Regions from separate parts of the Homo sapiens genome. Here region 1 is linked to region 2. The links are chromatin contacts, found by Hi-C or POLR2A ChIA-PET in ENCODE. All regions are on one chromosome and are shown on one strand. The core of a region is the stretch at or near the end of the contact, and the rest is flanking DNA. Distances in the headings are between cores, read along the strand shown.

The links. A loop is a pair of places that touch in the nucleus more often than their neighbours do. ChIA-PET counts read pairs that join two places held with the same protein, here RNA polymerase II (POLR2A).
Region 1: a map of PC-9 shows a loop between it and region 2 (15-fold over the local background). The contact joins two enhancer-like sites. A Hi-C loop is called at or near these places in 1 of 168 maps with a recorded cell type or tissue (PC-9). POLR2A ChIA-PET finds 5 or more read pairs at or near these places in 3 of 52 experiments (H1, Panc1 and activated CD4-positive, alpha-beta T cell).

Annotation. Positions count from the first base shown.
Region 1 is chr21:26,113,731-26,119,445 of GRCh38, reverse strand. All of the region lies in intron 1 of APP (amyloid beta precursor protein), which reads left to right. Among named protein-coding and RNA genes, the nearest start is that of APP, 54 kb to the left of the region's middle. Within about 2 kb of position 2,890, at least 11 of the 41 ENCODE cell types and tissues checked have a DNase peak (open chromatin) inside an H3K27ac peak, as active enhancers do; they include PC-9, where a contact is called at or near this core.
Region 2 is chr21:25,930,267-25,936,441 of GRCh38, reverse strand. All of the region lies in intron 13 of APP (amyloid beta precursor protein), which reads left to right. Among named protein-coding and RNA genes, the nearest start is that of GABPA, 200 kb to the right of the region's middle. Within about 2 kb of position 1,426, at least 22 of the 41 ENCODE cell types and tissues checked have a DNase peak (open chromatin) inside an H3K27ac peak, as active enhancers do; they include PC-9, where a contact is called at or near this core.

The DNA.
Region 1 (5,715 bases), core at 1,641-4,140, 180 kb before region 2:
TGCATTTCAGGAGAGATTTCTTAAAGAGGAAACTACCAGAGGTTAGTAGATATTAACATCTAGTGATTTAAATTTGAGAAATGCAAATTAGACATTTAAGCTGTGGGTTTGCTTCCCGTTTTACTTGCTCTAAAAGTAATTTTTTTAAAAGCCAGTAACAAAGACATGCAAAATAGTACTGCCATGGGGGAAAAATTACTTGAAAATAATATTCAAGATTGAAGAATTAAAAAAGCTTGACATCTAGTACCAGGAATGCCAGCTGGCTTGTTCTGTCAAAAAGCAAGCATGTGCTTTGGAATAACACTCTTGAGTAGACTCTAGGCGGGTTTTGAGCCCTTCTGATTATCTAAATAGATGTGGAAGTGACTTATCTTGGTTTTTCTGAGTCAAATGAGATAATGAGCAAAGGCCTTAGTAGGTCTTTGATTTTTGCCTCTAACCCTTTTTCTATCTGCATGTTCACAAGGTCAAGGCTGATGAGATATGGCAATATTGAGAGAGTCAGAATAGGATAAAGATCTCAAATACTATATATATATTTTTTTTTCATTTTTTTTTCCCTTTGGTGACTGTATGAGACATGTCAGTAAAACTTTAAAGACAGGCCAGGCGTTGTGGCTCATGCGTATAATCCCAGCACTTTGGGAGGCCGAGGCGGGCAGATCACTTGAGGTCAGGAGTGGCAACATGGCAAAAACCCGTCTCTACTAAAAAATACAAAAATTAGCCAGGCGTAGTGGTGCACGCCTGTAGTCCCAGCTACTCAGGAGGTTAAAGCACAAGAATCGCTTGAACCCAGGAGGCAGAGGTTGCGGTGAGCCGAGATCACCCCGCTGCACTCCAGCCTGGGCGACTGAGCAAGACTCTGTCTCAGAAAACGAAACAAAACAAAAGACACACAGAAAAACTGTAAAGACAGAATGAAAGAGATGAACTTTTTACATCTCGCTCATTTCATCACATACTATATAGTATGTGTATGGTTTCATATATGTTAGTGTGTGTGTATGTATATATATGAAGTTAAAAGAAAACATTCACCTTTTAAGACTAAATGGACATTGACTAGATTGTAAACTGTTTTTGAGGCTAAGAGTTTGTTTGCCATGCATAAGGCTCTATTTTTTGTAATTCCACTTTTATATTCATTTATATCAGTCCTAGCAGTAGATGCCACTCTTACTGGGTCCTGCCTAAATGCATGCTTCAAATGTTGGTTATTAATTTCACGAGTAGTGAATAACAAAGACTCCTATTGAGGGACCTCTTGATTTCCTACTGGGCACCAGCAGCAAGCATGACTTACTGGCCTTCTTATGAGTGGGTAGGAGTTTTGGGTCAACTTGAGAACATCTATCCTTTGAGTAGTAAAAAAGCTTGGTATTAGGTTGGCACAAAAGTAATTGCGATTTTTGCACCAATCTAATATCAACAGAGGCCGTGAAAAACATCAAGGGAGGATAGCTTGTAATTAGAAGCCAGATCAACAGTGACCCAAAAAGAATTTCAGGTTTCCAGGAGTGAAATATGTAGATTACTCCTCTGAAAGGAATTGTTTTTCTCCTATTCGCTTTCATGGCAAATCATTTTTTAAGCCGAAACTCAAGCTCTGAAATAATTGTGTAGCAAATAGTGGCTGTGAATAGATGTGGCAACTCTCCACAAGGGTAAATAGAAACCACTTGCAGTTTCAGTCATCACATTTTATTTTTCTTTTTTAATAGCTTCTCTATTTTTGCTCACCACAAATACATGCACACACACACACAGGGGCAAAGCCTTGGAAAATTGCAATTTTCCATTTTAATTTGAGAGACAGCCCGGTCACATTAACAGAACCCTTGACGGAATAGGTTGAATTCCCTTCTCTGTCCCTATAACCCCATGGCCTTGGACATATCCTTACCTGGTGCCCTTTCCTCCCTCTTATGGTCCACTTTTGTGATTCTGATTTTAATTTCAGTTCTCTGTTAGTGATGAAATGAGCAACTGCAGATGTTCCGCTTACACTGGAAATACTTTTTTGGCATTTAAAAGAAAACCCTACAGATGAATTATTCCCCTGAAAGGGGTTCACTCAGATTTTCTAGATTATGATTCTAGAAAATAGTTCTTTACATTTGACAATGGAGAATTTAAATGTTTTAATATGAAAATGTAAAGCACTCTTGTGGGGTATAGTTGAATTATGCCCAGGTTAAGGGAATCCAGTATTTATGTCAGGAAACCATGGATGTGATAGAAATAGTATCGCTACAAAGCTGGGCACAGTGGCTCATGCCTGTAATCCCAACATTTTGGGAGGCCGAGGCAGGAGGATCACTTGAGGCCAGGAGTTCGAGACCAGCCTGGCCAACATGGTGAAACCCTGTCTCTACTAAAAATACAAAAATTATCTGGGCGTGGTGGCACAGGCCTGTAGTCCCAGCTACTTGGGAGGCTGAGGCAGGAGAATAGCTTGAACCTAGGAGGCGGAGAGGTTGCAGTGAGCCGAGATCATGCCACTGCACTCTAGTCTGGGTGGTGGAGTGTGACAGTGTATCCAAAAAAAAATACTGAGATTATGCAAGAATCTGACTCGAAGAAGTTTGAACTGATTAAAAAGTACCAAATACTTCATTATATGAGGCCAGCTATTTAGACTAGTCAGCGGGTGGTTCAAATGCAGAAAACAGATGGCTTTCATTAGCCAGAAACCTTAAAATTACATAAATCCACGGATGCAACTAAGCTATGGATCTGTGCCCTCTCCTTGCCAAACAGGACCTCTCAGCTAGCAAAACAGAGAGCTCCTTGTTCACTTTTCCCTCCTAGTTGAGACCCTGTTGGGGAGGAATGCTGCCAAGCCTGCTCTATAAGGAATTTTGATCTCCTAGATGATAACAGAGAGAAACTTTTTGGAGAAAGGGAACACCCTGTTTGAAAGGACAACAAGAGAACTTGTTCAAGAAGGTGGCTTTGCATTTAATTGAAAATTGTAGCAACTGTAGGCGTAGGGTTTCCAGATTCACATCTGCAGACTGGTCCAGATTAGGTATATATGTTTATATTCGTTTATGTTATCCCCTTAAGCCTCTTTTAAAGCCATTTCTAAAAATTGCTTTGGAAAGTCCATTTCACTTCAGTATTCTTTATATTGTGGCTCAAAAATATTTTTTTTCTGGTAACAAAAATATTTTCTTTCTGTTTTTAAGACTTGTAGCATTTTTAAGTTTGATATGTACGTCTCTGTAGTTCAGAGCACTTGGTAAACAGCCTCTTGCTTTTGAGGCAATTTATGAATGCTTCATTGTTTTTAGCTGGTTATTTTGTTCATTGTCAGGAACACTGTTTTCCCATGGGAAAGCATCTCCAGTTTTATGATGTCAGTGGCAAGTCATTCAGTTTACAAGAATTACCTTCATATTCAGTCTTAGAAAAGCATAGACCACAAACGGCCAGTTATATCACAGTTCTCATCTTTTAAATGTTGTCTTAGATTTTTGCAAAGTAATCTTAACTCACCTTAGAATAGTGTTAAGACATAAATAGAACTAAAATGTAGTAGTTAAGTGGTTATATTTCCCATCTACTAAGGTATTTATATTTCTTTTCTTTTAGAAAATAAAAATGTTTAAAAAATTAGGAATAATTATCTTTAGGATGACTTTGTAAGACTGTGCTTTTTTACTGGCAGCAAATACCTGCCAGATTTCAGGTATTTGGCAGGTAAATTGAATCTTAAAAGATTTCAATTTTAAGAGTGTCCATATTAACAGATCCTGAATAGGACCCTGTGTATCATTTATTAAGTCATTTCTTGGAGGCTTCACTCAGGAAAAGGGAGTTAACCCTTGGATGGCAATGTTTAATGTGGCCACATTTCCTTCTGGCTGAATGCCAGGGAGTGGCTGCGCTTAGCAACCAGGCTTTGTTTCATAAATGGGTTATTTGATGCAGGTGAGGATGCCGTGAGTTGTTTGTCTTGTTTTAATTCAGGGAGACAGGCATATGTAGTGAAAGCATGGAATTGTTTGCAGATGGGCTTCAGTAAGAATAGGAAGGTTTCTGGTTCAATTTGTATCTCCAAGCTAATTGCTCTGATTTCCATATACACATCTGGTGTTGGTTCGGGGGGAAAAAATTTTACTTGAGAAACATGGCTTTTGTGAGTTGATATTTATTTGTGAAGGGCCTCTTGTAATGTCAAATGTAAGAAGATCTATACACACAACCAATTTTACAATTTCTAATTCAACAGCTTACCCTATTATTGAGGATTCGCAGTTTAAATTATTAAATGATCTCCACTTGAAGAAAATAGAGCATGTTAATCATCACGATTCTCCAAACATTTATTTTTAAAGTTAATATTAAATCTCATCTGGTGGAAAACCTGACAGGAACTGAAGCATATATTTTCTAGTCTAAACTCTCATTGTTAAAATGAAGACAACATGAGACAGTTATAGCGCCGTAATCAAGTTATTTGAAAAAAATGTTTTAAAAATTACCACTTTTTGGTAGTCAACATACACACATATGCCAACAGATGGCATTAAAAAATGGCAAGAACATGAGACAATTATAGGGTCATAATAAATTTATTTGAAAAAAATGTTTAAAAAATTACCACTTTTTGATAGTCAGCATACACACATATGCCAACAGATGACATTAAAATAGCTGTAAAGTCAAGAAGCAGGGAGGATGACAAAGTGAAAAATAGAAGAAATCAAAGGAAGTTAAGTCAAAAGAGGAAAAAAAAATGAAGCATTTACTTGGTTTGTCAGGTAGGGTGATCCAGTGTATTTTGCCAAAAACTTTCCTGGTTTTAGCACCAAATGTCTCAGAACATGGCAGCTGATGACCTCCCTCACAGTGAGTGATCCCAGAGAGCAATGAAGAATTGTGATGCCCTTCATGACCTTGTTTTGGATGTTACACATCATCATGCCCTTCAGTGACCTTTCTGGTAGCAAAGGGTTTGTTTTTAAAAGAGTTGCAGCATCTTTAAGTCTAATATATACATGCTCGGAAGTTACACCATCATCACTTCTGCTGTACTCCATTTGTTGCACAGACAGACCCTGATACATTGTGGAGTTTCCCAGGGTCCATGAATAGCAGGAGGCAGGGACTATTGGGGGCCTTCTTGGAGGCTGGCTACCCTGGGGAGAGAAATTGTCAATTTCCTCTCCTTGCGGGGAGGAAATGGAATCAAGTGCATTTGTATTGACAAGAAGGTAGAACGCTTTCCTTAGACATTGTAATGAACAGATTGTGGATAAACAAAAGTACAGAGAGAGTTTGAGGCAGAGGAGGAGACTGTTTCAACAGAATATTTACCAGCTATGGTAAAGGCTCATTAGTGTCTCCGTACAGTTAACAACATGCTGCCAAGACTGGAAATCTTTGGGACAGGAATGAATTCGGAAGGTGAACAGAATAAAGTACTGTGGGAACAATGGCGATTCCATTAGTGGATTGTACATTCCTTACGGGCAGGGCCCTCCATAGCATCTGATGTAGGGCCTTATCCACAGGTATCTGATTATTATTTGACTTTCTTTAATGTTTTTGCAGTGTTATTATCTATACTACTTATTTCAGTAAGATTGACAACATTTGCATTTCGATTTCTAAGATCAAGACAATGAATTTCCTCTTAATCCCTCAGGAAAGCTGTGAAATTTAAATTTATAGAGCATTCTACTTAGCCTGCTGCTTTGC
Region 2 (6,175 bases), core at 177-2,676:
CCTCCCGAGTAGCTGAGATTACAGGCATGCCTGGCTAATTTTGTATTTTTAGTAGAGACAGGGTTTCTCCATGTTGGTCAGGCTGGTCTCGAACTCTCGACCTCAGGTGATCCACCTGCCTTGCCCTCCCAAAGTTCTGGGATTACAGGCGTGAGCCCCGCACCCGGCCTCCTCCTTTTCTTATAAGGACACCTGTCCTATTGGATCAGAGTCACACCCCCATGACCTCATTTAACCTTAATTATCTCTTTAAAGGTCTGATCTCCAAAGGTCCCTTGAGGGTTAGGGCTTTGATACATGAATTTTCAGGGGCACACAGTTCGATCCATAGCAGTTGGCTTATTCATACTTTGGGTAGATCCTCTTCATCGTTCCTCAGCTACTGTCTATTTAGTGCACAGCTTCTTTATCCTAAAGCTAGTCAGGGGAGGCATGGAAGGTATTATTTCTCCTGTTTCTGCACCTAAGGCATTAAAACGAGGTTGTGGTCTGGCAGCCTAAACTCGGCCTTGATGAACTTCAAATCCTAGACCTCCTTGGTATGTGAAGTGCATACACTTGTATGGAGGGATTTGACAGGTTTTTTTTTTTTTTTTTTTTTTGAGACAGAGTCTCACTCTGTTGCCCAGGCTGGAATGCAGTGGCACGATCTCGGCTCACTACAGCCTCCGCCTCCCGGTTTCAAATGATTCTCCTGCCTCAGCCTCCTGAGTAGCTGGGATTATAGGCGCGCACCACCACACCCAGCTAATTTTTGTATTTTTAGTAGAGACGGGGTTTCAGTATGTTGATCGGGCTGGTCTCGAATTCCTGACCTTGTAATCCACTCGCCTCGGCCTCGCAAAGTGTTGGGATTACAGGTGTGAGCCACCGCGCCCAGCCCAGATTTTTTTAAATTAGTTTTTAGTGTATCCACACTGTTAAAGCAGGTGGATACTGCTGGATAGTATAACAAAGTATAGTGTGACAAACCCATAACCAAGCATTGTTAGCTATATTTTCTCATGTCTTGAGCCAAAAGGTCACAGTTAACCTAATGTTGCTACTAAACACTCATACCATAAAACATTCTATTCCAGTCTTCCAGATTTTACACAAGAATAAAATGAAAACTTTTAGACTACTGGAGATTTTTTTTTAAATACACAATTTGTTGAATGTGAACGCTAAATTGAAATTGACATGCTAAGTTTTATAGATTACTTCAGCTGCCCTGACTTCAGTAAATTTAGTTGTGACACAGGTACAACAGCTGACTTCTTTCTGGCATTAGAGGTGGTGATGTTTCGTCACTCTGGAGTTAGTAAAACCTGAAACCCGCCAGGCATTTGACACACAGTTTGCTGCCAGGGACAGCTCAGCTTCTGGCTTATTGGAGAGGAAATGACCTAACCTCTGTGTTTACAAAGTGTTTGAAACTGAGGCCCTTCCACTTCCTTGCTGAGTGTAAGGGTTGACCTGGCATCCAAAATCCCCATGATCTTCTCAGGATAAGTCATGCAGCCATTGGTGGTCAAGAAAGGATTTGTTCCCTGTGGAAGGGCATTGGAAGAGGAACAGAGCTGAAACACACGGGTGTTCAGAGGGAAAACATCTCTGCACTTAAGAGGGCTAGATTAGACTATTAGACTATTATCATAGAGCTCGTGATTCATCTCCTTTGTTTAATTCCAGCCTTGAGTAAAGGACTCACTAAGAAACCACATTCGGCCGGGTGTTGTGGCTCACGCCTGTAATCCCAACACTTTGGGAGACCGAGGCAGATGGATCACAAGGTCAGGAGTTCAAGACCAGCCTGGCCAATATGGTGAAACCCCGTCTCAACTAAAAATACAAAAATTAGTCGGGGATGGTTGCGGGCGCCTGTAGTCTCAGCTACTCGGGAGGCTGAGGCAGGAGAATTGCTTGAACCTGGGAGGAAGAGGTTACAGTGAGCCGAGATCACGCTACTGCATTCCAGCCTGGTGACTGGAGCGAGACTCCATCTCAAAAAAAAAGAAACCACATTCTATTCCAGTATATTTATTATAACCAGAAATTCTTGTCTTATCAGCAAATAGCTAATATTCACTTACATGGGCAGTGTATTAGATTCCTAGGGCTGCTGGAACCAGTTACCACAAACCGCATGGCCGAAACCAACAGAAATATACTCTCATTATCTCATTATTCTAGAGGTTAGAAGTCCTAAAGCAAGGTGTTGCCAGGGCCACACTGCCTCTTACAGCTCTAGGGGAGAATCTGTTTCATGCCTTTCGCTTGCTCTAGTGCTGCTGCCAGCCCTTGATATTCCTTTGGTTGGTACATGCACCCCTCCAATCTCCACCTCTGTCTTCACATGGTGTTACTCCCCATGTCTCTGTTTCTGTGTCTTCTCTAATATGATTAAGGGCCCACCCTTCTCCATTGTGACCTCATCTTATATCTGCAAAGACCCTGTTTCCAAGTAAGGCTGTATTCTTAGGTGTAGGCATTAGGACTTCAACATATATTTTGGGGGAAAATTCAACCCATAATGCGGTTATGTTTTTATTTTCCTTGACTTTTAAGAATGTGAACTATTGTCAAATTTTTTCAACCACTATCAAATTTAAATCTAAGAACTACATGTCTTAAATTTATGACCTCTTCATTAAAAAAAAAATAATAACATTTAATTGGTACCAAAACGTGAAAGAGTTTAATGCTTTGCATTTGCTTGAGGCTGATTAATGAGTAAATGTGTCAACTGTGGCTGTTTTAATTAGCCAGGGTTAATTAATGTTTACCACACTTGGAAGATGAAAAGGCATGTATAAATGCTCTATAATGTGAATCATTTTTTAATTTGTTGTTGAAGCTTATAGTGTAGCCAAGTAAGGATTGCTTACATCATACTTACAAAGGGAGGTTCATTAATGGATACAAATACACAGTTTGATAGAAGAAGCAAGACCTAGTATTTAATTATCAGCAAGGTGACTAATTTACAGTAATCTACTGTATATTTAAAAATAGCTAGGAGAACCTAATTTGAAAGTTTCTAGCGTAAAGAAGACAGGCTGGGCACGATGGCTTACACCTATAGTCCCAGCACTTGGGAAGGCCGAGGTGGGAAAATCACTTGACCCCAGCAATTCAAGACTAGCCAGGGCATCATAGTGAGACCCCATCTCTACAAAACAAATATTTAAAAATTAGCCAGGTGTGATGGTGCATGCCTGTAGACCCAGCTGCTCTGGAGGCTGAGGTGAGAAGATCACTTGAGCCCAGCAGTTCAAGGTTCAAGTGAGCTATGATCACATCACTGCACTCCAGCCTGAGTGACAGAGAGAGACCCTTCCTCAAAGCAAAAAGAAAAGAAAAACATTTAAGTGATGGATATCCCATTATACTGATTTGATCTTTCCAAATTATATGAATATATTAAGTTTTCTCATATAATCTGAAAATATGCACATCTATTATGTATCAATAAAAAATAAAATTTTAAAAATGTAAAAAACGATGTTGGAGCACTATGGTACTTAACGTAGAGGCTCTGACTTTTGAGGTACATTCATTACCTGTTACTGAAGTTGAGTATGCTTTAATATTGTATGTTTAGAAAAGGTAGTTACATTTTTAAATCTGATTGTGTAAGAAGAAAAGAGTAGAAATGTTTGGGGCCAAGTCAATAATTATTTAGTATATCATAATTTGAGATGAAATGTGTTTTTTTTTTTCTTTTTTAGTTTCAAGTTGAAACATTTTAAGAACAGATAAGGAAAGGCTAACTGTGCTGAGATGAAAATAACATTTTTAAAGTAACTATCTTAAAGAAAATACATTTCTAGAATTTTGTGTAAATTTTCAACAAAGACTCAGAAGCCTGGATGAGGTCTTGTGCCAAGACTGGAAAGTGTGGGGATTAGAAAAAGTTTGAAGAGATTGTTGTGAGATCCTCTCGTATGAGGCCTGAAGCTGTACATCCATGGAAAGCAGTTACCCCAGGCGGGAAAACAGGTTATCCATTCTCGAGTGAGTGGCCGGGTGGGAAATAGTCCATCATGTCGAATGGATCGTACTTTCCAGCACCAAGATTTGTGGTTCTCTAGGTGAATAAGATGACACCCCTTCACTTCACTTCACTTCACCATTGTCTGCATGGAGTACGTATCTAAAAACAAATTAGCAAAAAGGTTGGGTCTACTTTACTTTTCATCTCCTACACTATTTTCTTCTTTGTTCTCGGCAGGAAAAGATGAAGTTGCATTTTATTATTATCTCATAGGATTCTTATTCTAAAATGATTTGATTTAAAACCCATTGCACTTTATTTGGATAAAAAATGCTTCACTCTCTAGTTCTTAACAATAACACCAGCCTGATTTTATTACGTTAAGCACTGCAATTAGACAATACAAAGAATTTGCAGCAACAACATGTTATTTTATCATGGGTGGAACTGTTCATTGTCTAGCAGAATTTATTACCAGATAAATCCCTTTTGGGGAATCTAATGTGGATGTTTTTTTCAAAGCGCCTGTGGAGTTCTGCTAGTATTGGGAACGTTTCCATTTTCATTCTGATGCTTCCCTGTGGGCTGTTTCAGCATAGAAGTGAGCTCTCTGGGTCCATGTTTCCATTGGCTCCACCCAATATTCTGAAAGATTGCAACTCAACATGTGTAAACAGAACCTTTCTCCCCCATATTTTCTCTTTTCGTAGATTAAACTCAGGTCAAGAATTAGAAGTTTATCCTCCACCCCGATAGCATCTCGCCCTATCCCAAATACCGCCACCAAAATGCCCACTGTTTTTCCTTGGGCCAGTTCCTGAAATATCTTTCTGGCTGTATCACTCTTGTGTGCATCCTTATCGGCTATGCTTTTGGCCATTTTTTACTGCTGACTTGTCTGGTTAGTCTTTTATAATCTCCAGGCTTCTCCTCCATCCTTTTTTTACAGTTTACCTGTTCATGAAGCGCAGGTCACTTGACCCGTAGAATTCCCATAGGCTGGGATTTTGCTAATTGCATACTCATGGTATAGGTCAGTGTATTCCTCTGCCCTCTGTATCCCACAAACTGAAAGCCTCTTGGCTAAGCTGCTTCCCTTTTCACTTCCCTTGTACCACAGCAGCCAGAAGAGTCACAGATCCTGGGCAGCTTGTCCTCTGTGCCTCGGTACATGCACTTGTATCTGCTAGGACAATGATCTCTTTCCCTGGGGCCCCACTGTAATATCACTAGTCACATCCCTAAAGCCCAGGCTTGTTTCTTTGTCATTCTGTCGGTATCCCTACCATAACACTTGTAATAGTAATTATTTTTATGCCCATCTTTTCTTCTGAACCATGAGCCCTTCAAGTGAAAAGAAATTGATGAAGTTATTTCTAGCACTCCCCTGGAAAAAGGAAGGCAGGCAGGGAGGGAGGGGCTCACTAGTTTATGATAAAGTGGTTTGATTTTCTTGGTTGCAGATTATTTCTTTTAAAGTGACTCTTTTCAGCTTCTCTCACTCCTGTGCATCGTGAATGCTCTCCTGAAGACAGACGCTTTCCATTCATTTCCAAGCCCCCCATGTGAAGTGCTTTCTGTTGCCAGGCTTGGTTTCCCCACACGTTGTTAAAGAAGTTAAAGAAGCTTGTGAATAAGCTAAAGCAGAGGAGAAAGAACCATTGCTATATCTAGAATTGTTCACCAGAAAGCAAGTTTTGTGTTAAAGAAAACACGAGTAGGCCACTGTGCAGAAGTGCTTACAGGGTTTGTGTGCTTTTTAAAATCTGCATAAATAAACATTTCAAATGAGCTATCATATATACAAGGATGATGTGCTGTCTGTGGGAAAAGGACCCAATCCTGTGTTGTGATTTTACATATATATATATATATAATTTGTGCTATTACACACTTGCCTGATCCCCTTATAATTATCTGCATAAGTCTTTTTAGGCTCTTTGAATGAAATTCACTATGTATGGATGTTGAAAATCATCCTTTCTACCATGAGCTCATCAGACTTGCTAACCAATTCTTTGCATCCTTTGAAGTATAAAATTCCATCAATTCAGCATGTATCAACATGAATCAATTAGAATGCACTTTCTTCACAGCATGGCGGAGTTTTTGCTGGCTGCCGGGAGGGGCACTGTTTCCCAATTCATTCATTTGCTTGGGCCCGCCCCAGGATCCTTCTTATCCCGGTCAGATAGA